4 separate regions of the Mus musculus genome follow, and all the other regions are linked to region 4. A link is a loop called in an ENCODE intact Hi-C map of the cell type or tissue named here. Cell type or tissue: heart. All regions are shown on one strand. Region 1 overlaps Bid (BH3 interacting domain death agonist). Region 2 overlaps Mical3 (microtubule associated monooxygenase, calponin and LIM domain containing 3). Region 3 overlaps Mical3 (microtubule associated monooxygenase, calponin and LIM domain containing 3). Region 4 holds the start of Pex26 (peroxisomal biogenesis factor 26).

Region 1 (8,000 bases), 280 kb before region 4:
GAGATAATAGCTGACCCCTGAAACAGCTAAACGCTGGGGTGAGGAGGGGTGGGGCGGTCGGGCTTCCCATGGTTTGAGATCAGCCATTCGGCTTTTACAAAGGCAGGTGGAGGCCTTGTGAGCACTTCAGTGTCCACTAGGCTGGGTGGACTTCACGCTCATGGGCCGATGCACCTCTCCTAATGCTGTTCTCCTTAGACAGAAGCCCACCTACATGGTGAAGACAGCCCAGAGCTGGCTCTCAGGAACAGTCACTTGGCATTACAAAGATGCTTTTCTGCCTTACAGCCTGCTGTTAAGTTTCATTCCCAAGTGGGAACCCATACAGCTGATAGGACAAAGGTACATGGTGTGGATGCAGGAGCCGGCGTAAACTCTTCAGATACACTCAAGCTGAACGCAGAGATGTCCAGTGAATCACCAGCTTGGGGTTCCCACCACCTGGAAATAGGGAGACAGCTGTTCTCTGGGACCTGTCTTCAGGCCAAGGTCTTTCCATGGTCGCGGTTCCTCTGGAGGCAGTGTCACCATCGGGCTTGTGCGGGCTCCTCAGTCCATCTCCTAAGAAAGAGGCAGCAGAGTAAGTCTCATTGGAGGATACGGTGCGTTAGAAAACAAGCACTGGGCTGCTGCTCAGTCAACAGTGCCTGCCTGGCACACAGAGACCTGTCCTCTGCTCCACCCACCCAGGTGTGGGGGTGCATGCCTGCAGATGCTGAGGCAGGAGGATTGCCTTGCATTCCATTGCCATCTGGGAATGTGGACTCTGCCTTCACCCAGAATAAACAAAAACCCCCTCCCCCCAAAAGAATCTCGGATAATGTTTCTGACAGGTTCTAAAATCCCAAACATTGTAAAATCCTAGTGCAGGTTAGGTATCTCCATCCAGCTCCCACTTGGGTTTGTGTAACCAGAGCACAAGACTCTAAGAACACGTGGTCATTTTCCAGCAGTCTCAGTAGACTGACCTTGGGCTTAGCTCCGTGTAACCACTTCCTGAGCATGCGCAATAGAAACTCAGGGCTACCCTAGCAATGGGCCCGTCCTCAGGCTTACTGGAGAGCTTGACAGCGATTCTCACTTAACTCATTTATTACTCCTATCAGTTTCTCTCTCCATCCTCGGGAAGCGCCCTTCGAAAGAATCTAAGTCATGGGCCATGGCTTACAGTGCCAAGCCTGATGAGCTGAGTGCAATCCCTGGGACCTCAGAGTCGTCCTGACCGACTATGCTGCAGCACACATGCTCCCACAGCAACATGCGCACACAAATAAGTGTAGTCACTTTCTGATTACTCATAATACCTGGGGCTGTGCAGATGGCTCAGTAAGAGCTACAGAGGCCTGAAGAACCGAGTTCAGATTCCTGGCACCCATATGGCAGCTCACAACCACTTGCAACTCAATCCCAGATGATGCAGCACCCTCCTGGCTATCCAGGCATCAGGCACACATGGTCCACAGGCACACATTCAGGTAGAGCATCAATACACATTAAACAACTGGTACCCCAGTGAGGGAAGGGAAGGCAGGCAGTGGAAGCCCAGGGTTTGCTAGTTTAGCCTAACCGGCAAGTTCTGACTTCACGGAGAACCAACCCTACCTCACAAAGATAGGTAGAGCGAGATAAAAAGGCACCCAATAATGGCCTCTGGCTTCCATGTGCACACCACACACACTTAGGGGGCTGAGCCCTTAGTCATCTTCCTAAACACTCCACGTCCCCCCAGCTTGCTCGGTTCCCATCAGTGGTGTGAAACAGCCTTGCCTCTCTCAGTCTGCGGGTGGTCAAAAGGGAGAGCAGGCCAGAGGGGCTTCAGCAGAGGCTCTGCTGCATTAGAATAGGGTAGGCAAGCAGGCAGGGGCTGGTGTCACTGCTGGCTCTTACGTTTCTAACCAAGTTCCTCACATAGGAGAATAGGTTCTGGTTAATAAAGTTGACAGTCGTGTGGAAGACATCACGGAGCAAAGATGGTGCGTGACTGGCCACTTTTTTGGCCAACAGCATGGTCATTATCAGCATGGCCTTGTCGTTCTCCATGTCTCTGGGGAAGGCTGTCTTCACCTCATCAAGGGCTTTGGCCAGGCAGTTCCTTTTGTCCTGTACATTAAAGAAGACAGTTTACTGATGCTCTTCCTTCAGAGAGACCAAATCAGGCCAAAGGAGGAAGCAGCCTTTCAGAGGGGAGTGGTGGTTAAATAGCTAAGAACGTTGGGTGGAGGAAATGATAGAGGATTCACTCTCCACAGACCAGAGAGGGACGTGGAGACTCACCAGTGCATGGTTAGTGAGTAGCCTGTACACACTACTGACATATGGGCGTCTGAGCTCTTCCCTGCACTCAGATGCTTACAGAATTGGCTGGACACGAGCACATCTTAGGCTCATGTTACTGTGAGCTTAGCTTTAGGGGCTACATGTTATCTTCCCTTCAGGCAGGAAAGGAAGATACTGGACCCCTGGACCTGAAGAGCATGTACTGCTCTGCCAGAGGAGCCCGTTCAGTTCCCAGCACCTATAGGCAACAGCTCACAATGGCCTGAAACTTCAGCTCCAGGGGATCTGATGGCAATGCATGTACCTGCAAGCATGCTCATGTACTCACACATGAGGTGCACGCAGAAACAGGTAACGTTAACTCTTTAAAAAATGGGGAGGGGAGTGCAGGCCTTTAATCCCAGCACTTGGGAGGCAGAGGCAGGCGGATTTCTGAGTTCAAGGCCAGCCTGGTCTACAAAGTGAGTTCCAGGACAGCCAGGGCTATACAGAGAAACCCTGCCTCAAAAAAAAAACAAAAAAACAAAAAACAAAAAAACAAGGTGGGGTGGAAAGTGAGCTTCAGGTTCTGTGGCTCACATTAAAGAATCTACCCCATAGGAGGAGCCCAAGGCTGTTGACAAATGTGTGTGTCTTTGACAGCCACTGGAGAGTGGCAGGTAGAGAGAGTGCCAGCAAAGACAGGCTGTATGTAGGCACAATGAATCTAGATGGTGAGGGCAGCCACGATTTCAGCTGCTGGAAGTCCTAAGAACAGAATCTTCTTCCTTGGGCAGGTACTTCACAGCCCCGGGGTTTGGTTTCTCTCTCTCCCCTCTCCCCACCACCCCTCCACCTCTGCTTTAGGAAGGACCCGGTGCTGAGGAACGAGCTTTGGGTCCTTCACCGTATACCCAGCAAGAGGTGGACTTGTATCGGTTTCCATGTGCTGATTCTAACCACACAGCCCAGCAGATGCTCACCCTGGGGGAACGACATGGAGTTCGCCACAAGAGAAGACTGAGTATCTGTACAGATCAGGTACTTCAGGGATCTTCCTGGAGGCCTGACTCCTAAGCTCTGTACTCTGACTAAATTCTTTGGAGAGACCATGCTGACGGGCAGTCAAGGACAGGGTTTACTTCCTGGGAAAGACTGGTTCGACAAGGAAAAATGTCCCACACTTCCGAAATGTCCCATAAGAGGGGCTCCCAGACCAGAGTCATACTTACTTCCTCCGACAGGCTGCCATTCATGAACTGTGCGGCTAGCTGTCTCACCAGTGTGGGCTGGATGTTGTGGTCCATCTCATCGCCTATTTGGGCGAGATGTCTGGCAATGTTGTGGATGATTTCTTCCTGACTTTCAGAATCTGTTTAGGCAACAAATACAAGACTCAGCAATGGTTCTGTCAACAGCTTCAGGCCACTTCCTACCTCCGCACCTGCCCTAGTGAGGACCATGAGTGCCGCCCCTCCCCGGGTGCAGGGAAGGCCTGGGTAGCAGAACCTGGCTGGAGAAGCAGGCCTGTCCCAGATTATATGCTTGCTGCTGCGGGGGCTGGGGGGTTGGGGGTGCTCCTGTCCTGTGTCCTGCCTGTGTCACTGCTGCTTTAATGCAGTGGGCAACTGCTTCAGCATTCAGCGGTACTCCAGGCCCTCCCTCAGTCCATGCCTGTCACATGGTCACCACATTGCTCTCCTCAAGGCCTCTCTGGTGCTCACTGCTTCTGCTTAGGTGACAGTAACTGCATGGCTTCCGGTTCCCTGTGATTTAAATCCACTACTCGCCGAGTGTTCTAGGCAGACTCAGCTGCTCACTGGCTTGCTGAAGCCACTACTTTGCCCTGCTCCCAATCTGCAGCCGATCGATCGTCTGCAAAGCCTCGTCATCCCCAGTCTCGTGACTTAAGCCAGGCTTTGAAGTCTGGCATGGACTGATGCAGAAAGAAGCGGGTATGGCACAGAGTGACAGACACCTGCGCACAGCCAGAGCCTCCTCCCGCTGCCCTGAACTTCCTGAGCCTTTCCTGGACTGCCTGGCGCTTCTCTTCAGTTTTGGCCTGGCTGGCTGGCTCACTGGTGGGCTTCGGAGACAAGGCTATGGTAAAACCCAGCTTGTAGAGAATACCTGTCACATCCCAGCCTACTCAAGATACCACTTCAGGGCATTTGAAAAATGAACCACATTTGGCAGAAGCAGGCAGAGTTCTGGGAGTTCATGATTAGCCTGGTCAACACAACAAATTTCAGGCTAGGCAGGGTAAGGCCCTGTCTCAAAAGAAATAAACTAGCCAGAGGGGGGTAGGGAAGCCAAACTAGCTGCTGGTCTCCCTTGCAACCACTAGAGGGCAGTGAAGCCTCTGTGTCCAAGATCGGGGGCAGCAGTGCTTAGAGTCCTGAAGTATCCTGACCTGAGTTTGATCCCAGGACACACATGGTGGAAGGAAAACAGCCAGCTCTGACTCCATACATATGCTAGGGCATGTGCATACCCCATACTCAGACAGACAGACAGACAGACAGACAAGCATTTTAAAAAAAATCATGCAGCTCCAGAACGTGCTGGAGGAGCAGAGCCCGAGCCAGGCCTGTACACTCTGAAGAACTTCTCAGTGATGCCCACCTGCATGCTGCCCACAGCGCTCTGAGCACTCGCTGCACCTCAGCCTTTAGGGAGGTCTCCTCAGTTGCTGTAAACACAGCATGGGGACAGGGGACAGGGGACAGGTGAAGGCTAGGAGCAGCCGAGTGACACAGGCTTAGCAGGAGGTGACTGCACTGATGAAGGAGCAGCTTGGTTGAGCCTTGCTCCTGCTGCATGGGCAGTTTGATCTGAGGTCAGCCATTTCTCTGCTGTGCCTCAGTTTCCTTATCTGGAAATGAGGGTCAGGATACTTCAATACTCGGTCATCTCTTTAGGTAATAGCAAGTCACATATGTTAAAGTTTCATTTAGGAGGCAAAATGACTCTAACGGCAGGAGTTTTCACTGGATTGAAAGTTCAGCTAGCCTACACAAATGAGGTGCTGTGTGGCTATTGAAGGATGCTTACCTGGCAGCCATGACCAGACTAGCAATGTCCCAGACCTCCCAGATCTGAATGGCAGGACGAAGGACTCTGCCTTGCTACTTTCCAAAACTCCACAAGCTGAAGCTGATGGCACTTCTGGGTTATAACATCTTGACCAGCATGGTGGCTTGAACATGCTTGGCCCAGATAGTGGCACTGATAGGAAGTGTGTCCTTGTTGGAAGAAGTGTGGGTGTGGGCTTTCAGACCCTCCTCCTAGCAGCCCGGAAGATGACAGCTGGATCAAGATGCAGAGCTCTCAGCTCTTCCTCCAGCACCATCCTACCTGGACGCTGCCATGCTTCCTGCCATGATGTTAATGGACTGACCTTCTGAACTTGTAAGCCAGCCTCAACCCAATTTGTCCTTTATAAGAATTGCCTTGGGCTGGGCGTGGTGGCGCACACCTTTAATCCCAGCACTAGGGAGGCAGAAGCAGGACCAATCATCATTATAGTTTTTTATTTCAAATGTACCTCATCCCCTCTCTTGACTCCTCTTTTCTGAATGACTTGATAGTTGCAGGAAAGAACTAAGAAATAAAAAAAAATAATAAAATAAAAAACCTAGCCAGCACATGGGAGGCAGAGGCAGGCGGATCTCTGAGTTCGAGGCCAGCCTGGTCTACAGAGTGAGTTCCAGGATAGCCAGGGCTACACAGAGACACCCTGTCTCGAAGCCCCCTCCCCCTCAAAAAACAGTTGCCTTGGTCATGGTGTCTTTTCACAGCAATGAAGCCTAAACTAGACAATCAATTTCCATACTTTGGCTGTACTATAACTGTTTGGGACATATGTTTTAAAAACCATGTTTTAAATATTGGTCCAGAGAGGATCCTCAGGTCCAGACCTGAAGAGAACTCAGGACTCATCAGAAGGAAGAACTTTCTAATTAGTTGTCCTGATACAGGCGATGTCATATGAACTGGACATTACTGGGGGCAGTCACATGCAGATCATAAGACAGGAGTCACATGACATGCACACACACACCAGCCTGACAATGTAAGGTTAGAGACTGAGCTCCAAAAGCCCTTGTAGCTTTTGGGGGTCAGTAAAGGCTACATTTGGGATGAGGTGGACAAGGCCAGGACCTACCTGGCTCTATTCTTCCTTGGTTGAAGGAGCGGCTGGCCTGGCTGCCATCTGTCTGCAGCTCGTCTTCGAGGTCTGCCTCCCAGTAAGCTTGCACAGGCAGTTCCCGACCCAGCACCTCCAGCTCTTGGCGAGTACAGCCAGAGCTTTGGAGAAAGCCGAACACCAGCAGGTCTGTGATGTGCTCGGCCCCCAGGCCGGAACCGTTGCTGACCTAAGGTGGAAGGGGAGTCAGGAAGGCTCACGGGAGCCTGGGTCAGAGCACAGTTGGACCCGAGTCACAATGGCCTGTGACAACCAATAACTCGGAGGATCTAAATGCCCTAGTGAGAGGCCCAGGGGCAGAGAAACAGGCTGTGGTGTGCTTGCCAAACAGAAGACACCAAGGGGCTATCGAGCCACCTTCTACAGATCCCCTCCTGAAGACACCCACTGGGGAAGCTGCTTCGAGGGAAGGTCTCAGGGACACTGGGGTGGCAGGCAAATGTCATTACTTCAGTTCCATCCATGTTTCCGTTCAGGGCTGAGCCTGACTGTACGGGCTGTGCTCCTAGCAGCAAGCGGTTCCTCTTTCCCCTCACTCCCTCATGAGCAGACACAGGATGCCTGATAAACTCTAGGAAGCAGGGACCCAGGTCCGACTCTGCCTGTGCCTTTCAGGGGGACATGTGCACTATCAGAGGCAGCAGGGAGGGTCTTGCTCACCGGCCTCTCTGCCAGTTCTATGGTGTGTACAAAAGCAGCCCTGGGTAGGAGCACTATGAAGGAGCACTTAGCGCCAGGCGTGGTGGCGCACGCCTTTAATCCCAGCACTCGGGAGGCAGAGGCAGAGGCAGGCGGATTTCTGAGTTCGAAGCCAGCCTGGTCTACACAGTGAGTTCCAGGACAGCCAGGGCTATACAGAGAAATCCTGTCTCGAAAAAAACAAAAAACAAAAAAAAGGAGGAGCACTCAGCAACGCCTGTTCCATGAGTCCCTGTAGTACAAAAAAACGTAGTAGCAAAACCTGCTTCACTTAATGTCCCTCAACTGTGTGCATAACAGTTGTCATAAAGTCAGAAACATCTACAATAAGATACAAGTTCTGATGTGGGGCAAGGATGTCAAATGCCAAGATGTAAGAGAAAATGTCAGCATTTCACTTTCTTCTGTGCCTCAGCTTTCCTGCTCCAAGGTAGAAGAAGGGGACAGCAGCAAGTCTACCGTTGTCCAGGAGGGGCCCACTCTCAAGAGGCCCTGCAGGACAGCAGGAGATACTGGGAGGCTAGAAAGCACTATTGCCCGAGCCCAGCTCAGCCCCTGACTGGGGCAAAAGGGAACCTTCCAGATCTTTTCTGTCCCGCCTTTGTGCCGCCCTTGCTATGTCTACCAAGCTGACAGTCACGCCGTTCCGTCCTTCTGGAAGGACGTCCCCCTTCCCCATTCTGTACTAAGTCCCTATCAGGTGCCAGTGGAGATGAACTCTGTTGGATTATCTGAGGTACACCTTGCCAGACCTGACAACTGAGGGGTCAGGTTGCTTAACGGGGACACCCAGGATGAACAAAATGAAAAGATACCAGAATCTAACCTCAGAGTC
Region 2 (8,000 bases), 170 kb before region 4:
TTTGGCAGAAATAGCACGTGTCGCTGCCCCCCAAGTTCTGCGGGAACTCTTTCTTTATGGAGCCCTGTGGGGGGTTGGGTAGAGGAGCATATCAGACTCTGTGGCCTCTCGAGCGGCCACACAAGCCGTCTGTGGGTGAGGACGACTCTGGTCCCATGGACGCAGACCACAGGTTTTAAATGACAACAAATGCTCTGTGTGGCTTTCCCGAGAACAGCTCTGAGAGTAGCCTCGCTTCACAATCTCCTCCTGAGGACCCTGAGTACAAACCAGGGTCTAAACCCGTGATACTCAACAACCGCGAGATGCTCCTGAGAAAAGATCCAAGCTTTCGGAACTTCGTAACAATCAAACCAACTATTCTGCTGGAGTTTTGTTTGGAGAGGGTGGGGGTAAAATATACATACACTTAGTGTTCATGTGTGCGCATCCTCTGAATACTGGATGGATCATCTTTAAAGAGGAAAGTGCTTTTCCACAGAATATCCTAAATATCTACCACAGTTCTAGAAATTCAATCATCAAAATTGAGACCAACTCAAGAAAGCTACCAGGTGGCAATCCAGGTGGCTACAGAAATCAGTAAGACCCTCGGAGCAAGTGAGGGTCGCTCGCCATAATGCCATGACTAGAGACAGTGCCCCTGGAATATCTCTTACCAGTTCCTTCTTGTCTAGAAGGGTTTTGGGTTGCTCTTTCCTTTGAAGCTGATTGGCTATCTGCTCAGCCAATGAGCTCACTCCGCCTGTGTACATCTTTATATACTTCTATTGGTTGGAGATTACACAATGGTCAAGATGAAGGGAAATGAGAAGGAAAAAAAAAGTAAATTAAGGAGATGACCGACAGGAAAAACAATCTTTGAGGGGTGTAAAACGAATACGCAGTGCAACCGCAAACCATGCCAACACAGTGCCCACAAGCAGAAACTGGGCGGTGAGTGCACGCCACACTGTGCCAGGCTCCACGCCGCGGTGGTCAGCACACACATGAGCAGCAGCAGTGGAGCCAATCTTCCACAGGGAAGAACTTGGTCCTTCATGTTTTTCTGAGAGTCCAGTTCTGGGGACAGGGAGGTAGAAGACAGAATGGAAACAAACATGGAAGAGAAGGAGAGGTCTGCATCCTGGGTGCTCAGAGAGTCTGAGGGTCAACTCCAGGCAGGTGGCTACAGGGTCAAGAGCTAGGAGAGGGTCTAGGGTGCTCTGCGAATAAGCTGACCGCCTCAGGCTAAGAACAAAACCAGGCAGATTCTTGCTTCTTGCAGATATTGATGTCCCATGTGCTTACCCCCTCCCCCCGCCCCCCTACCTCCCTGCCCTGTGCACATCAGGCGGCGGCAGGGAGGGGTGGGTGGTGGTTGTGGAGGCTGGATCTCTCCCAGACTAGGTGGGACACCAAATCACAAACTACACCTGAACAAAGCTGACCATTTTGCCCCAGGACATCAGAAGGGTTCTGGCCCTGGAAGAATTGTTTTTAGAGATGAACAACAAAAGAAGTCAAAATCCAAAGCCGAGTGTAGTGGCATACATTTGTAATCTTAGCACTCAGAGGGCTGTGGCAGGAGAATTGCTATGAGCTCAAGGCTAGCCTGGACTATACAGTGAGACAGTCTAATCCTCTTCCCCAATGCACACAGATCAAACTAGTGCAATCTCCCTTTTGGAAACGCTGAAGAAACAAACAGGAGAGAGCCCATGTCTGCATGGTAAGCCGCCCTGCTCACAGGGGTCTGACACCCTGTGGCCTAGCTTGGATCCTGTCCTGGGACGACAGTCAAGTCGGTGGGCAGTTGTTTAGAGATGTGATAGGCAGGACTCTGAGTGGAGACAGTGTATGCTACACCTCTCATGGTAGGAAGTTAGGGAGGCTCTCAGCCACGTGGGAGAGGTTGTCACTAATGCAGAATTACAGCAGGTACAGTTATCCCAGAGATGACATCAACCCCTAGTAAGTGGCTTCAAGGGACAAACCTGTAATGCCACGTGTAAATGGGCAGCTGGTCCAAACTGCAGCATGCCCAGCTTTTGTGGGGCCAACTCTGTAAGTCTGGGAACGCTCACCCTTGAGAACATGTCTCTCTAGGCTCAGCTAAGGCCTGGCTGGGAACTGAGCAATCAATACCATTTTCCAGCTCAACTAAAGAGATGCCCTAGGGGGGCCTGGAGATATGGCTCAGCGGTTAAGAGCACTGACTGCTCTCCCGAAGGTCCTGAGTTCAAATCCCAGCAACCACATGGTGGCTCATAACCACCCATAATGAGATCTGATGACCTCTTCTGGGGTGTCTGAAGACAGCTACAGTATACTTACATATAACAATAAATAAATCTTAAAAAAAAAAAGAGATGCCCTAGGATTGGCTGGCCTCACCTGCCATTAACCCCACATATCATGTCCATTAGTAACAGGGCCTTTGAGACGCATACGCCTGGGACAGGCAGGCACAGGAAAGAGGAGAGCAGAAATGAGACCCAAGCTCTCCTGTGAGAGATGCCCTCATAGGATCTGAAAGTCACCTTTTCTTCACTCTGTGGAGCAGATGACAAAGTGCCCAGCACACGGCAGCCCTTGCCCCACTGTGTGCATCAGGATCCTTCTCTCGTAACCAGGGACTATCTCAGGAGCCATGGCCTGGGACTGCATGCGCAGGGGCATTTGTCATTCAGTTCTTGTGATGTAGCAACTTGGACAAGCACCCCACCCCCCACTCCAAGAGGGATGGAGTCAAGTTCTGTTTGTTTCTGGCATGAAAAGCAGCTGGCTTTCTTCTTCCCACTCCCAGAAGGGTCAAAGTGTAGGAATCGCTGGGCTCACCCCACTGTACGCCACACGCATGCGAGTGCTTCTACACATATACACACTGCCTAAGAATACGAAGCAGAGGCAAAGGCAGCTGACTCTCCGATCCCTAACAAACTCCTCGGAACTGGATCGGAGCCACCCGGGATAAAGCAGGGTTCATTCCACACAGGATTACAAGAAACACCAGGAGTGCTGTGTGCTCACTATTTTACTAGGAGAGTTAGTGACGGCATGGTTCAAATTCTGTAGCACGCACGTGATTAAGAAAACGCAGTCTTCGGTCAAAGATTGAAAAATGCTATCAGTATCGGGCACAGCTTAACAGCGGGTTCGCTCTGACAGGCTGTGACGTGTGAAACACTCAAAGGCAGCGGGCAGCCTCTTTAACATGGGTGTCTGTGGCAGCTCTCTCACACACACAGAGCTTCTGAGGAGCCAGGCAAAGGCAGAGACCTAGGCTCCCTTAGGTGGGTGACACCTGTAGAAAGTGGAGCGAGCAGAGGCTGCAGAACATGGTTTTGTTCAGTCCAGGCCATGCTACCTGTCGGAGGGAGTCAGAGGAGGGAGAGGCAGGGCGGGTGGAGGAGCGGAGGCTAAGGGAGAGCTCCCACTGGTCAACAAAAAATCGACGTGAAGGCTCAGGCTCTGGCTATAAAATACAAGGCAGAGAAAAAGAGCACAGTACATGTTAGAAGTCATGATAGGAAATCCGAGTTTCAGACGGCTTTACTGTTCAGCTGTAGAATGTACATGGTAAATAGAGAAGCAGGTCTTCCTATTTCCAGAATCGAGTGAGCTTCATCTAGAGCTCCCATCTGCTTCCCGCGCTTGCCCAATGCTGGCTCTGGAGCACATCTCGGGAGCTGGGAGCACCTGTGAAGCCTCGGGGCACCTTGGCTTGGTGTTCCTACTGGGTTCACCCTAGGTGGGTAACACCAGCTTCTCACAGAGCCCTCACTGACCTGCGCGGGGATTTTCCCTTGGCAGAGACATCTCCAGTCATGCTAGTTCTCTCCTGACAGAGTGAAGGGCAGGGTTGGGACCCTCACTGTCCTCTGCCAGGGTTCAGGGCGTGCCCTTGTCCTGTGGACAGTGCCCAAGGCCTTCTCCACCTAATGCTAGAGCTCTGGGAAGCTCTATCTGCACTAGGTGTTCAGGATGGGTGTTCTGCTTGCAGAGGAGCCAGATAAACGGAGGGCACGGTCCAGGGACTGATATAAATGCCCCTTGTCTTCCTGACACTGGCCTCAGCTGGTGCAGCAACAGTGGGTAGGATCTTCCTCAGTGCTGGCTATGGGAGCCAGCACCTCTGATCCAGAGGGGAATGAGATAACAGACAGCCTTAAGTTTTCCCGCCACATGCTGGATACAATCTTTACAAGGTGGGAGGGATAGGGGTGCTGCCCAAGCTCCAAGGACAGCCACTGCGTCCCTTTAGTTGACATTTCAGTGTCACAGCAGTGATAAGGCAGCGTGGCAGGTATCTGAGCCTTCCCTATCCTCTGCCCCAAGTGTCTGACAGCTTCTGGGCCCTGAGTATAGTATAGAGACGACTGACCACCTGGAATGTGGAGCAGTCACAGTGCGTGCGGGGACTGAGTGAAGGAGAGCTACAGAGAGTGAGGGTGTGCATGGGCAGGGCTATGGAGTCGGGGAGAAGTCCTGGAAAAGAACAGAAGTGGTGCCCCCGGTATCTAGCCTGAGCCCCACACTGAGGATCTATACACACCAACGTCCGGGAAAAACAAAAGTCCCCCCATGACAGTGTTGTTTAGGCACATCCTGTGCCTGTTGGGGACCTACTCTCCCCGCTGGGCACCGGTGTCCCGGACCTCAGTTTCCTGCCAAGCTTCCTTTCACTCAATGAACTTCCTCACTCCCTTTTCAGATGTTGCTTATTAAAAACCATCAACCTTATTAAGTATGCAAGCTTCAGGACACAGGACACTACCCTGTTCTCTGCTATGGGAGGACCTGGAAAGAAGGAAGAGGCTGTGGACACCGACTTCCCACCAGGCGGCAGTACAGCAGAGCGGGTGACAGGGAGGGGCAGAGGCCAGCCTCCCCTCTTAAACCCGTCCTGCTGGTAGTTTCCTTCAAGGGAAGGGAAGATGGTGCTGCTGCCTATTTCCTGGTGGTCTCGAGATGTGTCCCCGCTTGCTGCCTGGTCCTCAGTGCGGGTCTCAGAGAGCAAAGGCAGGAGGGAGGCGGCTGTGAAATCACCAGAACTTGCGAGACATCAGCTCAGTGCAGATCCGGAAGGACGGGAACAATGCAAAAAGCCTCACAAAATAAGTAGGCTAGGGGCTTCATCACCACATTCATTGAATGAAAAAAAAAATGGAACGATAGTTCATTTTAGACATCCCTGTGTTTTTTTTTTTAGAAAAGATCAGCTATAGCTTTTCATTATGTACCCATCCTGCCTCGGGCTGCGTTTCCTGATCTTCCTATCTGACTTCTTCCCCCGAGAGCCTCAGTTCTTCTTAGTACTTTTATTTCAGGAGCTGAGGCTGACACATCCACTGCCTGTCTGTCCCGAGGCTCCGCTCTTCCACTCCTCCCCGATGACCAATGCCCTTTGGCTACCCTAGGGGAAGAGGTGATAAGGTCTTGGCATGGGATAGAGGAACACAAATGGGAAGTCTCTACGGCCCACTGCAACAATGAAAGCACCAGGGTTAGCATCCAGTCTGAATGCTTTGCAGATGGACACTCTGCCGTGAATGCTACCGTGCGGGACAACGCTGTTAGCAAAGAGTTCTGGCTCTTGGCTGGGTGACAAGTGTGCAGAAAGCTAGGAGAAGGGGCTCTTCTCCACGCTCCCTTCCCTCTGCCCCACCACACAGCGTGCCCCAAAGGTGGGCTCTCAGCACCCCGTGCCACAGGCTCATGCTTTTACCCTCTTGAGGTGGGGATCCTGCTTGCCACGGCTGTCAGCATGAAGAGTCCTGTACATCTGTTGGCAACAAGATAAAAACTTAAGCTCCATCCCGACCAGCTCGGTAACAGTGGGAGATTTAGGCAAGAATTCAGGGTTCACATTTATATATATCCCCCAGCCTGAGACTTCCCTAACCAGCTGTCCACAATCCCACCGGTACCAAATTCCATGATCTGCGACAATTTTCTGCCCACCTGCCTCTAATGAGGCTCCCTACACAGGCCAAGCACTGTGGTTAGTACAAAGGTGGAACGATGTGTGTTTCGCACAGTGGTATAAGATTGGAGGCGTGCAGTGAAAGGCTCAGGGGAGGAGGGTTGGCAGGGAAGCTTTCCACAGCAAGAAAGGTGGGGAGAGGACACCGGATGAGCAAAGGACCTTTACAGAGCGCAGAGGAGACTCTGGAGTGGGGAGCAGGCCTTGAATAGGAACAGGGGAGCGGGGCTCGGGTTACTGAGGGGAGAGGTATGTGGAGCCTGGTGGCACTCTCAGTTAATGCAGAGGATCATGGGAAATCTTAGGACAGGCACAAGGCTGCCTCAGTGAGCTGAGGTGGCAACTGTGGGGACAGGAGGACCACACTGTCCACTCAAGGTAACTTGAGATGTCCATCCTTGGGAAGTGGATGCTAGTGTCTGGGGTCTGACCTCATCCAGTGCCGATGCCACACTGCCACAGGCAGCATGAGCCCAGCACCAGCCTCTGGCTCCCGCTCGGTTCCAGGACATTGCTCACCTGTCCTCTTGCATAACTCCTTGGCCTCTCCACCCTACACCTCAGAGTGCAAATTGGAGATGGTGGTGGGACCTGCCCCACAGTTACTGTGGGGACTGACTGAGTGACTGAGGAGCAGAACAAATGCTCAAACTGTGAGCCCTTTTTGTTTGTTTGTTTGTTTGTTTGTTTGTTTTTGAGACAGGGTTTCTCTGTGTAACCCTGACTGTCCTGGAACTCACTCTGTAGACCAGGCTGGCCTCGAACTCAGAAATCCGCCTGCCTCTGCCTCCCGAGTGCTGGGATTAAAGCTGTGCGCCACGCCCGGCTGTGAGCCCTTATTAAGAGGAGGCACTGGGCAGTCACAGAGGCTAGCACGGCTCAGTTCTTAGGCCCAGGGGCGGGAGGAGGAAGGCCTGGAAAACCAGATGCGTCGTTAGTGGTTACTTTTGAGGTAGGCTACCTTCGTTATGAAAATATCCTGTCACAGATCCTGCCCTCAGAAGTGGCTTTTTAAAATTTATTTTATAGGGTTTCAGCTCAAAGGTCAGCAAGCCATTCTGTGTGCATACGGTATAGGTGTGTCCACCCTGAATGTGAGATTGTGCGGTCAACAGCCACAAGTATCTGGTGGCTTTCAAATGCTTTAACCATCTGCTTGGAGCGTGAATGGGTGGCTGGGTTGGTTAGAAGAAACTGTATAAGCCAGAGAGCAGGCTGTCAGTATCAGGAGGAGCCAACCCCATGCAGGGAGGCCACACGAAGCTCTCTTGTCTCTTGTGCACATCTTAACTATAGTACATCAGGCAGCAAAAGAAACAGGGCTACTCTAAGTGAGGTCCTACAAAAATGTGTGCCTCTTGGACCTTACGGATGTTGGATCTGAGATGAATATAGTTTATGCTTTGGTGTACGGCTGTCCTCCCATGATAGGGGCTAGAACAGAACATGCAGGATTTGAATACACAGGGCTCTCATCTGGGGTCCCGATAGGAACTGTTCGCTTGTAACAACGAAGGTTGTTTTTTTTTTCCTTTTCTTTTTCTTTTTTTTTTTTTTTTTTGCTACAAGTCATCTTTTAAAAACTTATCCCTGAAAAGAGTGGCTACTGAGCTGATCCCTACATTCATAGTGTAGGTGGTAGGACAGACAGGACATAGAACATGCAGAGGGTCACCTGCTGGCCACTGCACGCCCGGCAGGAAGGTGGAGTAGGGGTAGGAGAGAGAGTGATCACTTTTTTGGGGCAGGTCCGAGAGCGCTCCTTTTCCCGTCGCTTTTACACCAACAGACACAAACAGAAAGAACATGATTGAAACAGGGCCTGGGTGGAGACTGTTCCTGGCAGAGATGAGGAACATTTACATATGTGCAAAGCATCCCAAGAGGCCCCTTCCTTGACCACCCTCCATAGCACCTAACTCTGTGTTCAGGGTGATTTATCAAGTCTCTTGTTTTTCATCTTGGACCAGAGCCTCAAACAAAGGTGGCCTAGGTAACCGAAGAACTGGGGAAACCTTGGTGTAATGCTCTG
Region 3 (8,000 bases), 210 kb before region 4:
TTGGAGGAGCCCAGAAGATTGTGAGTTGGATCCCAGACATTGGACAGTTGGAGATTGACTTTTGCTTTTGATTGTGACTGTGCCCTGATATTTTCCCTCTTGAAGGAAGAAACTGTTTTAGTGGAGCCCACAGTTAAGAGACTTTTAATTGTAAAAAGACTTTGAATTTTAAAAGAGATGGATATTTTAAAGAGATTGAAAATTTAAGAATATGTAAAGACTGTGGGACTTTTAAAGTTATTTAGAATGGGGATGAATAAGATTGTAAGGGTTGAGGCTTACTAGTGATGTTTTTGTGTGTCAAGTTGACAAGGGGTCAATTGTACTGGCTAGTTTTGTGTCAACTTGACACAGCTGGAGTTATCACAGAGAAAGGAGCTTCAGTTGAGGAAATGCCTCCATGAGATGCAATTGTAAGGCATTTTCTCAATTAGTGATCAAGGGGGAAAGGCCCCTTGTGGGTGGGACCATCTCAGGGCTGGTAGTCTTGGTTCTATAAGAAAGCAGGCTGAGCAAGCCAGGTGAGGCAAGCCAGTAAAGAACATCCCTCCATGGCCTCTGCATCAGCTCCTGCTCCCTGACCTGCTTGAGTTCCAGTCCTGACTTCCTTTGGTGATGAACAGCAGCATGGAAGTGTAAGCCGAATAAACCCTTTCCTCCCCAACTTGCTTCTTGGTCATGATGTTTGTGCAGGAATAGAAACCCTGACTAAGACAGGTACTAACACAGGGTGTGTGTGTGTGTGTGCGCGCACGCTCTCTCGCGTGTGTTCCAATGTTGGCCTCTGTGACAGGTATTTGGGACAAGGAGAAAAGAGAACTTGAGAGAGGGCAGCTCTGGCTAGGGCTGCTGAGTTGTCCTTGTCCCCATCTTGCGGGCCACCTTGATGTCCTAGAGGAATAAGACACCACACAAAACCCCAAGTCTTCCCATCCATGACCAGAAGTGATTTTCTATAGCCGCAGAGCCCTGGGAGGCATCACCCCAGCCAGAGAAGGTGATGCCACCAAGAGTCCCTACATGGAAGACAGGGGTCAAGGAGAATGACACATGACCACCACACCTCTAAATGGGCTTTGCTCTCATTTTATTGTTACTCCTTAGGAGAAGCCAGAGCTAGGGTATGGCGGGTAATCTGTTAGGTCCATGGCTCTGGAGGCAGAGCTTGAGTTCAAGGTCAGCCTGGCTAGCTTAGTGAGCTTGTCTAAAAACATAAAAAAGGAAGAAGGAAAGACAGACAGAAATTATTAAAAAAAGAAGAAGAAGAAGAAGAAGAAGAAGAAGAAGAAGAAGAAGAAGAAGAAGAAGAAGAAGAAGAAGAAGACGACGAAGAAGGCCAGGCATGTCAGTGCACACCTTTAATCCCAGTACTCAGTAGGCAGAAAAGGGCAGGTCTTTGTGAATCTGAGGCCAGCTTGGTCTATATAGCAAGTTCTAGGCCAGCCAGGGCTACACAGTGAGACCCTGTTTTAAACAAACAAATAAGAAGGGAGCCAGAATAAAGTCCATGTGCACCTTAGTGGGAAACACAGGCCACTCTGCCCAGGACTTGACATAGCCCACGAGATGATGAGATGATGACCGCCAGACACGCAGTGTGCCCCTCCTGACTGTGACTCCAAATACACTCCCCTCCCTCGTCCTCACATGCACTCATGCAACACCCACTCTGCCAACACACTGAAGACGGATAAAGAGTGCCCAGCTGAGAAATGCAGGGGACAGCAAATTCTAGGTCTTCTGAGTCAGGTTCACACTCCTGTTCTTCCTCATGAGAGACAGAGCCTTAGAATTCAGAACTCAGAGAACTTTACATATTCTTGAATGACAGGCAAGGACAGTGGTCCCTCTGCAGACAGGGCCTCTGCAGCCATGGGAAGGGCCAGGAATGGGGGCTCAGGACACACACCCGACTCTGGGGCTCCAAGCAGTTACCTCTAGAAGTGGAGGACTCAGAGGTTGGGAGCATCCTCTCCTCTGCCTCTCTCTCACGGATGTGTGTCCAGTGCACATCAGCCTGGATCGCCAAGGGATCCGCTGCGGTTATGATCTGCTGCAGCCTCTTGTTCCCGGCTAGGGGGCCAGGTCCCCAGGAAGGAGGATAGAGGGAGGACAGGAAGGAACAGCGAACAGTCAAGGGAAAGAGGGAGGAGACAGCACAGGAAACGAAAGAGTTACAGCGTTTGCCAGGACCAGTGTGAATAAGAAAGAGGTAAAAATTGAGAACATGCATGTTTGCACACACACGCAAGCACACACGCACACATACACACATGCATACCCACACAGATGCACACCCGCACACACATGCATGTACACACACCTTCTGTTGATTAGGTTTGATTTAGTAATTTTGAGCTTTGCATAAACATTTCTTAGTACAATGAAATCCACACTCCTCCAAATGCAGAAGGAATTTTTCCTTTCCCTCATGGATCTGAGGCCCACACTGCCCAGGGCGGAACAGGGTGGACGACCCTCACCTTATAGGACCATCACTCCAGGGCCCAGGATATGGCTGTTACCTAGCACAGCACGAGCTCCCGAGAACACCCTTCCTGTCAGTCACAGGTAGGCTCGGATGGTGCACGGCTCTGCAGGGAGCCAGCCAACTAACCAGGACAGATGTGTGCTCTGCCGGAACTTTCATTTTTACCCTCTGCAGTAAAGCCGCTGCTGGGGAGGGAAAGCCCTTTGGCCAGAGAGCTCATGCTGCATGCTGGCATGGTGGCGGGGGTTCCGACACAGGGAACGTGGTCAGCGTGGAGGGTGAGGACAGCAGCTAGAAGACGAAGCAGAGATCTGTCCTGTGAGGTCTGGAACTCCAGTATTCAGGCAGGAGTGAGGCCAAAGCTTCTTCCCTAATGTGGGTCAAGCCCTTCCTTCCTTGCAGGCTGCATCTGAAGCCCTTCTGACCCCTCCGGGCATGAGATCTGCCTCTCAGCTATAGAAAATCCCAGCAGCGCCCCCTGCATTCACCCTTGCTGCCAGAGCAGGTGGAAGTCACATGCAGCCCCTGCCCCGAAGGACCCTCTCATTAGTGCTTGCTTGGGTCATGCCACACAGTAGGGTTAAGATAGCGGGACAGCCAGTGACTACGGAGCGTGGGTGTGGGCACTGAGGAAGAAAGGGCAGCTATTTCGGCAGTAAGAGCAGGTGCCACTGACCTGAAGGACTCTGTGGCTTCAGGCTGAAGCCAGCTCCCATCTGGGAGTGTCTGTCTGTCCTCCCCTTGACGCCCTTAACTAGACTCACCTGTCACTACCAGGGCAGCTCTATGACTTAACCTAATGAAGATGTGGCATGGCGTGGCTGGCACAAAAGCAAAGTGAATTCTCTGATGTGGAGGTTAACCTGTTCCATGATGTGGAGCGGCGGCCCCACAGACTCTCTTACTGATCAATATGGATTCACAGTCCATCCTCAAAGACAGACTGCCCAGATTGTGCTGTCCAGGGCTGAATAACAGCAAACGGACTGACAGCTCAGATGTGTCAGGAGCCCGGAGGGTGAGGCTCAGAGAGAAAGGCTGTTCCTTTCTTTGGCTTCTAAGCCACAGAAGGAAGAGTTCCGTCTTTTCTCTGAGCACAGCTCTGCCTTTTGCCAACACTTGCAGACTTGTGGGGTGTGTGTATCTGTGGTGTGTATATGGTGTGAAGTGTGTATGTGTAGTATGTATGTGTGGTGTGTGTCTCTCTGTGTGGTGTATGTATGTGTGGTGTGTGTTTATGTTGTATGTGTGCTGTGTATGTATGTGGTGTGTGTGTGTAGTATATATGTGTGTGCTGTGTATGTGTACATATGCTATGTGTTTATGTTGTGTGTGTGTTATGTGTATGTGTGTCATGTGTGTGTTGTGTGTGTGCTGTGTATGTATGTGGTGTGGGTGGGTATGTGTGCTATATGTGTGTGTTGTGTGGTTGTGTATGTGTGTTGTATGTGTGCTGTGTATGTACATGGTGTGTATATGTGTGTGTGTGGTGTGAATGGGAACCATTGGCAGCACAGAGACCCTGGGGTGAGACTGAAGAGCTGTAGCTAGGCAGTGAGGTTTAACTGGATAAAGGGAACTCAGAGCGAAAGCTACAGGGACACAGGTGTGGTCACATTCTAAAAACCTTGTTCTCTGTCTTCTGGGGATCTGCTAACTCACATGCTAGTCTGTGCTTTGTCTAGGGAGGCCGGGTCAGGGACACGTGCCCAGGTATGCCCAGAGCCTTTGAGAACAGCTTTACGAAAAAGACCTTCCACGTGGGGCCTGCTCTTGGAGGCATATTTTAGGTGGCTGCTGGGGAGCCGGGGTGGAGATGGGCAGGAGGCAAAGCGGGTACCTTCACATGTACCCATTTCTTCTTCCTTTGAGAGATGCTGGAGCCACTGGCCTTGTAGGAGTTCTCTGTCCCAGGGGCAGTACTCCCCTTCTACAGCAGGGGGAGCCAGACACCCACAGACAGCACCAAGAATCCCACAGAGGGACAGGTAGAGAAGGGAACGGAGGGAAGAAAGAAAAGAAAGAGCAAAGTTATCCCGGCTGCATGCAAGTGTGTCCTGCCACTCGTCCACACAGGCATCCAGGTCTGCAGCCCCAAATATGTGCTGCAGGCTGGGGACAAGGGAACATCTAGGACTTGGCTGAGTGTGTGGGGAAATTCCCAGATTGGCAAGTGAAGTCTTCAAGAAGGGAAGGTGGGCAGACTCTCCCAGGGTTGTGTTAGGGCTAAAAGCGGCTAAGTACCATCACGTGGAACAGACAAACTATGTTTCCCCGAGGGAGCTATGAAGGGGACGGACTCGCCCTGGTGAGTGTGAACACATGGGAACTCTAAGCCAGCATGGTTCTGCAGACGGGACACAACAGACAAACCATGCTCTGGCCAACGCCAGCCTTTCCAGCACGTTCCCTCTTCCTGTCTCATGAAACTCAGTGAGTCTGCCTAGAGTCCACTTTGGCCTTCGGAGGAGTCAGAGCAGGAGGGTGAGAGAGGATGCACTCTGGGGAGGCTGTCAACACCACAAAGGGTTCTGACCCTGAGCAGACTGGGACAGTCCATGGCAGCAAATCCACAGAGCCCAGGGACAAGCAATGCTGCCACAGTGAGCTAGTTCTCTGTGCCCGTGCTGTCTGGAATTTAACCCGGAACTCTGATGTGGGGCTGCAAGAACAAGGGTGTGTACCCCCTTTGGCTCCATGTCCCTTGGAAGTGGCCATGGCTCTCCTCGGGGAGCCGGATCTCTACCAGCCCTGGCTCCCTCCTTCCTACCCATGGGCCCTCTGCAGCCAGGGAAAGAGTGATATTCTTACACAGCCAAGTTCCTCATGTCTTCAGGTCTCAGTCAGACGCTTGCCCAAGGCAAGAGGAGGTTTACAAGTGGCCAGAATGGCTGGAAACTCAATGAGCGTTCTTCAGGCCCCAAATGTTACTGACAGTTGTGGCTGGTGCTGGTCTAGTGAGCACTTAAGATGGCAGCCTCCTGCCACCGTGCACCAGGGAGACTCCTGGAAGGAGCCAACCTCCTCTGTCTTTACTAGAGTAAAGTTCTATCAGAAGCTGAAGGGGAAAAGGATAAAATGAAAAAGTAAAAGGAACTTAATTTGGACAGAGTCCTCAGATGAGCCCCGCCTTCCACTTCCAGGTTAAAAATACCAGTGTGTGTGTGTGTGTGTGTGTGTGTGTGTGTGTGTGTGGAAGGCGGTGACCAGGAGGAGAGCAGTAAGCAGGATGTAAAGTGAGTAAGTTAAAAAAATTAATAAAAATTAAAAAAAAAAGACCCAATGTACACAAGGGACATTTTTGGTTCAGCTTGCCATCACTGCATCTGCCTCTGTTCTACCTAAGGTCGGGGTGAACGAGGGCCAGAAAACCTCAGGTCTTGAGGGCAGCATGCAGACTCTAGTGTCTGTGAGACCTTATATTCACGCTGGCAAGAGCTGAAGGGGGGAGGGGAGGTACGACGGGTCGGGACCAGAGGAGATGGTTCTGACCTTCACTGGATTCCTCCTCTTCCTCCTCCTCATACTCTTCATCCTCTTCTTCGTATTCCTCCTCCTCTTCTTCTTCCTCGGGCTCGAAGTTCTTGGAGGCTTCCAGCTCCTCTTCACTCCTTCCCTTCAGAAGGGCATGGATCCTGACTGCCTCCTTCCAGGGAACCCCGCCCAGGTCAGAGGTGGGGAGATGATCATCTTCGTCATCTTCCTCTTCCTCCTCCTCCATCTCCGACTCAGAACTGCTGAGAGAAAGAAAGCACCCAGCTTGAGTGAAGGAATGATAGCAGTAAGGTTCAGAGCCACGGTCGGTCGCAGGTAGCAGATCCCAAACAAAGCAAGGGAGAGGGAGGTCAGGCTGCCCTTCCCCAGCCAGGGAAGGGACAAGAAGGAACCCACTAATGGGACAGAAAGACAGACACACATGTACAATACCTATGCAGACCCTAGGTTAGCTGTCTCTTGTAAGGCTATGCCAGTGCCTGGCAAATACAGAAGTGGATGCTCACAGTCATCTATAGGATGGAACACTGGGACCCCAAAGGAGGAGCTAGAGAAAGTACCTGTATTGGCTAGTTCTGTGTCAACTTGACACAGCTGGGGTTATCACAGAGAAAGGAGCTTCAGTTGAGGAAATGCCTCCATGAGATACAACTGTCAGGCATTTTCTCAATTAGTGATCAAGGGGGAAAGGCCCCTTGTGGGTGGGACCATCTCTGGGCTGGTAGTCTTGGGTTCTATAAGAGAGCAGGCTGAGCAAGTCAGGGGAGGCAAGCCAGTAAAGAACATCCCTCCATGGCCTCTGCATCAGCTCCTGCTCCCTGACCTGCTTGAGTTCCAGTCCTGACTTCCTTCGGTGATGAACAGCAGCATGGAAGTGTAAGCCGAATAAACCCTTTCCTCCCCAACTTGCTTCTTGGTCATGATGTTTGTGCAGGAATAGAAACCCTGACTAAGACAAATTGGTACCAGCAGAGTGGGGTATTCCTGTGACAACCTGACCATGTTTTGGGGAGGACTGTGGAAGGACTTTGGAACTTTGGGCTTGAAGATCCATCCATTGTTAAAAGCTCTGTCAGATGTTGTGTAGGAGCTTGGAAGATAATGTTGAGAATACTGCAGAAGATGGAGGTCTGGTTTGTGAAATTTCAGAGGGAAAATTAAAGACTCTTTTCAGGGCCATTGCTGTTTTGATTGTGAAGATTCTGTAGTTCTGGTTAGCTGGGGCTGAAGAATCAGCTGTGATTAACAAGATACCAGAACTACCAAAGCAAAAACCTTGCATTACTGGGACTATTGATGCTGGTTAGCTGGAGCTAAGAAATTAGCGGTGATTAAGAAGAGACCAGCATCATTGAGGTGACATCTTTTGGGAAGTGTTTTCTGAAAGCACAAAGAGGCTGTGTTCCAGAGATGGCCAAGGTTGTACTCCTGCTGCAGCGGGACTTGGTAATATGTAAGGGTCACCCAGGTGGTACTGGTTTTGAAGGCATGAAGGGGTCACGCAAAGCAGCTGAGGCTCGGCACTGTGAGAGGCCATGGAAGGCCATTGGTGAAAGTGCAGCCTCAGTTGCAATTGATGGCCCAGGACTGAAGGGGTCATGCAGTGTTTTGGAGATGCCAGTACCATGAGATGACCACCAAGAGCAGCAGCAGCAGTGAAGTACAGGCATCTGGAGCCTAGAGGATGACGCGTGTGCTACAAAGGGCATGGCTGGAGAAGTGACCCAAGCCCTTGGAGGAGCCCAGAAGATCGTAAGTTGGATCCCAGACATTGGATGGTTGGAGATTGACTTTTGCTTTTGATTGTGACTATGCCCTGATATTTTCCCTCTTGAAGGAAGAAACTGTTTTAGTGGAACCCACAGTTAAGAGACTTTTAATTGTAAAAAGACTTTGGATTTTAAAAGAGATGAATATTTTAAAGAGACTGAAAATTTAAGAATATGTAAAGACTGTGGGGCTTTAAAAGTTATTTAGATCTTGGGGATGAATAAGAATGTAAGGGTTGAGGCTT
Region 4 (8,000 bases):
AGGTTTTCCTGGAGCTACCATCTGGCCTGCAGAATGCTTCCCCAGGAAAGGAAAATGCTGTCACTGGGATCAAGGAGGAGCTGGAGAAGATCATAATGACAGAAAAGTCAGAGAAACAGGGCCCTTCTAAGACAGCCCTGGATCAGGGGTGCCCTTCCCCCTCACTCCTGTTTGCTTCCTAGGCTGTGATAACTTGGTGGTTTCAGGCAGAGCCTGTGTACACATGCATTTCCTTGTTTGCTATGGTAACACGGGATTCCTGTTTTTCTACCTCTATTCTTTGTGGTCCCTTTGGATCTTGGTTGTCAGAGCCGAGGACGCAGAACTCGCCCACACGCTCACATTGCCCCCATAATCACCCTTTGTCCCGAGGGATTAGGTGAAGGGTGTGGTGAGCCAGCCTGTAATATGCCGCCATTGCCTGTATTACTTAGAGCCAGATGCCCAGGAGCAAACAGGCTCCTCCGCAGGATACAAAATGGAAGAGATGACAGCGTCGAGCCTCCCGTGCAGTCTTCTCCCCAGAGAACTTTCCACAGGCAGGTCTGTATGTGCTGGGAGACAGCCTGTCTGTGTGGATCCCATCCCCCACTGAGAACAGATGTGGGGGCTGGGAAGGCTCTCTGTACACCTGAGCACATTCAGGAAGCGCTCAGTACTTAGCACTTCCTCGAACTATAACACCCAAAGCCCTTGCTCCTGTCCTGTCCAGGCCCAACTTGTTCCCCCCTCCCCGCCCTCCAGCCCTGATAAGATGGCTTTTAGAGGTGTGGTGGGAGAATCCCAGGGTGGGTGATTTTCCTCTTGCCTTGGTTGCAGAGAGACTGGAGCTTAGCTGAGTAACTTGTAACTTTGAAATTAACGGAACTGTTATTGGAGATCTCCCTCTCTGATCTACAGACACCTGTGGTCTTCACCCTGAAATCTTCAGTGTTCTGTTATCATCTTATTGAGCTCTAGAAGCCACTGACTGGGGCCTCAGTTTCCTTATCTACAAAATAAGAACTATACCAGGGTCCACGTCATAATGTGGATGATTAAAGATGAGTAATGTCTCCAGGACTCTGAAGGGCACCTAGCCATAGATAGTCAATCTCGTGCTACATAAACGGAGACATCATTATGTTAATGGACTCTGCAGCAGCATTCCAACTGTGGAATTGCCTCTGCATTTAAATGGGGAGGAGAAAACAGGAGCATGGAGTTCTGCCCTGAACCTTGAGCCTCAGCTTTACCAAAGAACCATAAAAATACCTGGAAGGTCTGGAGCCCAGGAGACACACCCTCGAAATCTTGGGAAAGCCTTCTCCCCACCTTGCTCACACTTAGCTATTTGGCTCGCACCAGGCCAAAGGTTCACATAGACTGGGATCTATTGCCCGTGGAGCCTTGGCACGGATAGCCTGTACTGAGGGCCTATGGTTTGGGTTGGCTGGAACAGCTTTGAGAGAGCAGCTGTGGAGACAGTTTATTGGCTTGGAATGTGGAACCAATTTGAAGGGAGCAAGACAGGCCAGGCTGACCAAAGGTGTCAGCATTTCTGACCTTGCACAGTCTAGGGTTGGATGTGTTTCATCCAGGGTGTAGACTGCTTGCCTAGTGTGCGTGAAGCACCCGGTTCAATCTCTATGACTATAGAAACTGGGTGTGGCGTGCCTGTAATCCTAGCCCTCAGCAAAGGCAGGTGGGAAGAAGTTTGAGGTCATCATCCTTTGCCACATAACAAGTTCAAGGACAACTTGTCCCTAAAAGTAAGGTCACTGGACTGGAGGGTTTTGTGGGTCAACTTGACACAAGTCATCAGAAAGGTAAGAGCCTCAGATGAGGAAATGCCTCCAGCTGTAAGGCATTTTCTCAATTAGTGATCAACTGGAGAGGACCCAGCCTGTTGTGGGCGGTGCCAACTCTGGGTGGGTGGTCCTGGATCTATAAGAAAGCAGGCTGAGCAAGCCAAGTGAAGCAAGCCAATAAGGACCACCCCTCGATAGCTTCTGCATCAGCTCCTACCTCCAGGTTCCCACCGTGTTTGATTTCCTGTCCTGACTTCCTTTGGTGATGAACAGCAATGTACAAGGACAAGCTGAATAAACCTTTTGCTCCCCAACTTGCTTTTGGTCATGGTGTTTTGTTGCAGCAATAGAAACCCTAACTAAGACAGTCAGAGAAGATTCCAGAATCTGAAGGTGAAGAACATTTCATTCCTTATTTGAGCCTGAATGTGTGGCACCAGTCATTAGCCTGGAGGATGTCAGAGTTATAGGTTCAGTGGGCTATCCCAATCTCTCTTTGATGCTCTCTCTTCGTGGGGCAGGTGCTACCATCCGCATCCTCAGAGATCACTGAGGCAGGGGGACGTTGGGTAGCTATGTGGATGTCAGCCAGCTTTATCACAAACAGAACAGAGATTTTTAACCAGTGTCCCCCTTTTCTTCTGCCATAGCAGGGCACCATTCTGCAGGTACCAACCTCCATCTGCCTGAGAAGAGGTGCCCTGAGCTGTGTGCCCTGAAGGTGTCACCCAGAAGGAAGAATGGCAAGTCCCAGGCAGGCACTAGGAGCTGGGTTGTGATGGGGAGGCTGGTGTCTCGTTCTCTCTGCTGGATTTTCTCACAATGAGATAATCCCACCATTATAGACAGTAACTGGGGCCAGGCCCTGTTGACTGGGAGAACCATGCTCATTTCTACTCCTAGCTTTATTTCAAGGATAAGCCAATCAGAGAAAGTAGGTACTTGCCAAACATTCTGTGTCAATGGCCCTTGATATAGTCAGGGAGAAATCTGGCTGGCCAGATATAGTCTGGCATACATGTTCACTCTCACATACATAGAGTAGATTGGCTTCTGTTTAGGATTGATATGTCTTCACTTGAGAAACTCTGCGTGTACTCAGAAGAGGGGAACGGTGGGTCACAGAAGTGGTGTTTTGAGTCAGTTTGTGGGCATAATTTTCAAAGGCTAGGTGTGAACACAGAGACCACGATGACGCCCCATGTGTATAGCTGATGATCGAGAGAGACAAATAAATGAAGCACAGGCTTGTTTTCACTATGTGTACAAAACAATGGGTTCCTCTTCCTCTGTGATGTTTTAGCACATATTGACACAATATTATTTTTATGTGAGTTTTAGCACATCCCACTCCTGCTTTAAATAGCCTGACCTCATTCTGGTCACTGTACTGCTAAATAGAGAAATTTGTTTCTGGCAAGGAAAAAAAAAATTTAAGGTGGTTCTGCCATCTGCTGGACAAATGAGGAATAGCGAAGACTTTGTTAGGAATTTTCACATGGGTGCAGTGGCAGTCTCACCGTCTATGTAACCTATCTTTGCTTCTCTTTCAGTTCTGATTGCTCTCCCTCTCCCTCTCCCTCTCCCTCTCCCCCTCCCCCTCTCCCTCTCTCTCTCTCCCTTCCTCCTCCTCTCCCTCCTCCTCCTCCTCCTCTCCCTCCTCCTCTCCCTCCTTCTCTCCCTCCCTCCCTCCTCCACCCTCTCTCTCCACGTGCACACACACAGGTCAGAGGCTGACATTGAGTATCTTTCTTTCTTGCTCTTTGACATAATTTTTGAGATCCAGTCTCTCACTGGTCTCACCAGAGCTCACAGATCTATCCTGGGCAGACAACAAATCCTGATCTTCCTGTTTCCACTTCCAATGCCAGGATTACAGATTTGTCCTGCTGAGTCTTGTTTTTCCATTTGTTTGTTTGTTTTTTTAATGTGGGTGGCGAGAATCCAAGCTCAGGTCCTCCTACTTGTAACTGATCGTCAACCGGATCACCTACTGAGCCATCTCCCAATCCCTGCCCATCTGATTTTTTTCAGGGCACACTTTTAAGTTCAGTCTGGGGGACAGGAGAGATGGCTCAGAGGTTAATAGCACTTGCTGCTCTTCTAGTGGATCCAGTCCACAAGGGGGTTCACCGTTACAGATGGTTACACCAATATGACACCGTTCCTTCAGCCTCTGTAAGGCACCAGGCATGCGTGTGGAACATGGGTGTATGTGCAGCCCATCCACATAAAACAGTTTTTTTTTTTTTTTTTTAAACAACAACTCAGGTTGAGAAACCGATGAGCTGTTGTGTTTTGCAATCCCGTAATTATGTTATTACTGACGATCTTTATCATTTAATGCTCAACTGCAGGCAGAGATGACAAGACAATTTATGCAATTGCAGCCTCAATTTATGCAACTCACATTCCAAGGGTCTCTGCTTTGTTTGAGCCTTTGCTGCAGGAGAACAAACGTTGTCTGTGGAGAAAGGTGGTCTCCTCACAATGATGCAGAGAGTATATTGTGGAGGAAGACGGTCTTCTTGCAATGATGCAGAGAACATACTGATCCCAAATGTGAGGCTCCAAATACTGACCCCCAACAACAAGGGCCAATGCAGAGCAAAAGGGCCATGTTTTCTGTGTTCTGTCCCTGTCCTTCCTGTTAGAAGACAAAGGCAAACACACCTACTGTGCTGGTCTCTCCATGGTTCCCCATCTCCCTTCTCTTTCTCCTTAGTCTTTATCATCTAATAACACTGTTGCATGTATTTCACTTGCTTAAATGTATGTATGTGTGTTTGTGCATGTGTATGTGTGTATATGTGTGCATGTATGTATTGCTGGGGTCCATGAGTCACCCCATGCAATGCATATATCAATCTCAGTCAGAGGGGAATGGTTTATTGACCAGGACAAATTGATCAGAGCCACAGACCAGACTCAGGAGCTGACTGTGATCATGAATGTTTCCCACGGCCAGTTTATAAAGGCAAAACCCACAATGAGCTCATGTGTAGGTGCAGGAATCACTGCCTGGTGCTCAGCTCCGACTCAAGTTATTTTGGCTGGCTAGTCAGAACAGTTCTAACTGACCTTTATTTTGATTGGTCCAAAGTGGAGCTTATGGTTCTAGGATTTCTTAATATTAATTAACAAACCTCAAAACATAACAGGCTATATGGTCAGATTGACCTGCTCCGAGTCAAGCTATTTTTCTGTGTCAGTAACAATATGAAACAACTGGCAGGCATGGAACAAAATGGCTGGGGGAGCAGGCTTCAATATGTGTGTGTGTGTGTGTGTTTGTGTGTGTGTGTGTGTGTGTGTGTGTAATGACAGGTAAGGATTTCACACCCTAGTCACAATTTGTGCTACTCCTTTGAGCCTTGTGAAAGCTAGCATCAGGGGGTTCTGCTCTAGCAGACCTTATCATGAATAATGTAAACACACACACACACACACACACACACACACATGTTCTTGTGTTTCCAGGCTGGTCTCCAATTCCTGGCCTTAAAGTAATCTTCCATATCACCCTCAGGAGTAGCTGGATCTATAGGCATGTGTACTTGTTTATTAATAAGCATTTGCTTATTTTTGTTGTTTGTTTCCTTCCAAAACTCACCAAGGCTTTGTCCTTCATTTCTGTGGGACCCTCAGGGTCTAGGACAATGTCTGCCATCTACTAGTAACAAAAAGCATTTCTGGGGCCAGTGAGATGACTTAGTGGGTAAAGGGGCTTACCACCAAGCCTGACCTGAGATTGGTCTCCAAGACACAAAAGGAGAGAACTGTCTGCTGTCCTTTGACCTCCACGTGTGCACTGTGGCACACAAACGAGTGTATAAAAATAATATGTGTATGTGTGTGTGTATGTATATATATATATATGAGAATTGATTCATCTTATTTGATGTGTGTGACTGTTTTGCCTACATATATGTATGTGTACCATGCGCAAGCCTGGTACTCCAGGAGGTCAGAAAGAGGGCATTAGATGCCATGGACCAGGCTCAGTCAGCCCCCCTCAATCCGTGGGAAATCAGGGGTTCTGGCAGGTGGGCATGGAGTTGGCGAGAATTGGAGAATTGACAAACAGACACATACACAAGGGAGTGCTGTATCTGGATGTAATTTTTCACAAGGCTTATAAAATATAATACAGAAAACAAAGGAGTAGGGTGTCACAACAGGCAAAGTACACTGAAGTATTTGACACAAAACAGAGGAATGACTTCAAAGGACTGACAGGAACCAGGTAATGTTTACAGTAAAGATAAAACAGCCCTGCCTAGGGTCAGCTAATGACAGGTAAGGATTTCACACCCTAGTCACAATTTGTGCTACTCCTTTGAGCCTTGTGAAAGCTAGCACCAGGGAGTTCTGCTCTAGCAGACCTTATCATGAATAATGCAACAACACAACCCCCCTTTTTCCTAGGCCTTGGTAAATACTTGCATATGAGAGTAACTTGGCTGTAATGAAGATTCTAAGTATACTTTGCTAAGCTTGCCCTGAGATTTCTAACTCTTATCCAGTAAAATACTGTAAGAAAGTATGCAAGACCCTCCACAATATTGCAGGGACAAATCTGGGGCATTCTAGCTATGGGAATGCCAAGGTTCCAGGAGGCTAAGTTTCCTTGAAACTCTTTGCCTTGTGACTGCTTCCAGGCTTTTAGGCCTGCCAAGCCAGTCACTACTGGAGTGGACATAGCACTGGATCCCCTGGATCTAGAGTTACAGATAGTTGTGAGCTGCTATGTGGGTGTTGGGAATTGAACCCAGGTACTTGGCAAAAACAAATGCTCTTAGCTGCTGAGCCATCTCTCTAGTCCCCAGTGGGGGGGAGAGGGGGAATTAAACAGTATATATATTTTTAAACAAGTGACATCCTGGCCCTTTCACCTTACACAGTCACAGGCTTTAGCAGACTTGACATTTCTGTCTCAGCTGTGTGAGGACCTTCTGCAGAGATTTAAAGACTGCCATGTCCTGTCGGTGTTAGTGATAAAAGAAAGGCATATATGATGTGAGCAGGTCTTAGCCTAGCACCTCGCTGTCTTATCCAGTCACTAAGGAGCAAGGGATTCTAGGAAAACTTGGGAGAGAGTTCAGAAGGTAGAGAACTGGACGAAGTAAAACCATGAAGACTGAGTATAAATGTGGAAGAGATAGGAAATCCTGCCTGAAGCACAGATAATTGGTGATTTATGAGTCTGTGTAAAATTATATAATAGGAAGTCAGGTGTGGTATTGCACTCCTTTAATTCCCGGCACTAGGGAGGCAGAGGCATAGTTCAAGGCCAGCCTGGTCTACAGAGTGAGTTCCAGGAAAGCCAGGGCTACACAGAGAAGCCCTGTGAAACACAAACAATATAAATAAACACATAAAAATACATATTTAAATGTATTTACTTTTTGTATATTATAAAGCATCAGTTCTTACATTGGTTCAGTACTGTTTTGAAGAATTGCATGACATGTGCATGGCTTTGTTTTTATGACATCCTTATTTATATAAACAATGCAGGATCCAGGAGTTTATGTAACTCACTTGTGTGTTGATGGTTCACCTACCTAATACAAAGCACAGATCAGATCTACCTCTGCCCTGACACTCCTTTCAGCCAAAAAAAGTGCTTTCTTTGGTTTGACAATGTTTTTGTGACTTATTTGTCGTGTGACCTATGTCACCTGTAAATAGAGTAATAGTCCTTAACTCATAGAGATGAAGAAATAACAGACAGAAAGCGCCTTTCCATTCTGCCACACTTTATAGCAGCATCGAACCCAGGAAGAGGAAATAGCCAGCTCCATAGTTTTCTTTTTCTTTTTTCCCTAAGCTTCCAGCAGACCCTTCTCAACGGACTCCTTCAGAGGTTAATAATAAAGGTGCAGGTAGCTCCACCTCCTAACTGGAATTTCTTCCGTTCGTCCTCTTCCGGTTAGCGAAGGAAGGATCACATTTCTCAGGACAAAGGCATTTCACTAATGGTTTAGCTTCCTCATCTTTTCCACCCCAAAGCTGGCGACCCAGTGCGTTCTCTCTGGAAGATGGCAGTCTCTGGGCGCGAGAGGTTCCCCGAAGCTTCACAGACCCAAGAGCCCAGGACTACAACTCCCAGAATCCTTCGCTCCAGCGTGCGCGTGCGTCGTAGTGGCTAAGAGGGGTGGAGAGGAGGTGTCCACCGTCGTGGGTTCCCCGTGCAGGTCTTCTGTT

Evidence for each region. A loop is a pair of places that touch in the nucleus more often than their neighbours do. Peaks named below come from ENCODE experiments on the same cell type or tissue, not always from the same donor. Only the 100,000 strongest peaks of a DNase experiment are listed, where the experiment ranks them.
Region 1: it touches region 4 in a loop (8-fold over the local background); 19 of 42 quality-filtered maps call a loop at or near these places.
Region 2: it touches region 4 in a loop (6-fold over the local background); 8 of 42 quality-filtered maps call a loop at or near these places.
Region 3: it touches region 4 in a loop (9-fold over the local background); 32 of 42 quality-filtered maps call a loop at or near these places.

The regions. Positions count from the first base shown.
Region 1 is chr6:120,893,732-120,901,731 of GRCm38, forward strand. It overlaps Bid (BH3 interacting domain death agonist), which reads right to left. Exons shown (of 6, transcript NM_007544.4): 2 at 7,992-8,000; 3 at 6,425-6,635; 4 at 3,489-3,628; 5 at 1,888-2,100; 6 at 1-561. The coding sequence ends at 550. Among named protein-coding and RNA genes, the nearest start is that of Bid, 19 kb to the right of the region's middle. In heart, a CTCF peak has its summit at 4,584 (motif pointing right); a DNase peak (open chromatin) is centred at 4,600.
Region 2 is chr6:121,009,118-121,017,117 of GRCm38, forward strand. Mical3 (microtubule associated monooxygenase, calponin and LIM domain containing 3) reads right to left here. Exons shown (of 32, transcript NM_001270475.1): 17 at 1-64. Among named protein-coding and RNA genes, the nearest start is that of Gm4651, 51 kb to the right of the region's middle. In heart, a CTCF peak has its summit at 4,817 (motif pointing right); DNase peaks (open chromatin) are centred at 4,824 and 5,424; H3K27ac peaks cover 1,043 bases.
Region 3 is chr6:120,967,420-120,975,419 of GRCm38, forward strand. Mical3 (microtubule associated monooxygenase, calponin and LIM domain containing 3) reads right to left here. Exons shown (of 32, transcript NM_001270475.1): 21 at 5,984-6,228; 22 at 1,936-2,073. The region is part of intron 1 of Gm43915 (predicted gene, 43915); the gene reads left to right. Among named protein-coding and RNA genes, the nearest start is that of Gm43915, 13 kb to the left of the region's middle. In heart, no CTCF peak of the experiment used is centred here; DNase peaks (open chromatin) are centred at 4,422, 4,692 and 4,952; H3K27ac peaks cover 835 bases.
Region 4 is chr6:121,175,940-121,183,939 of GRCm38, forward strand. It overlaps Pex26 (peroxisomal biogenesis factor 26), which reads left to right and starts at 7,728. Exons shown (of 5, transcript NM_028730.6): 1 at 7,728-8,000. In heart, a CTCF peak has its summit at 3,242 (motif pointing left); a DNase peak (open chromatin) is centred at 7,912; H3K4me3 peaks cover 737 bases; H3K27ac peaks cover 2,071 bases.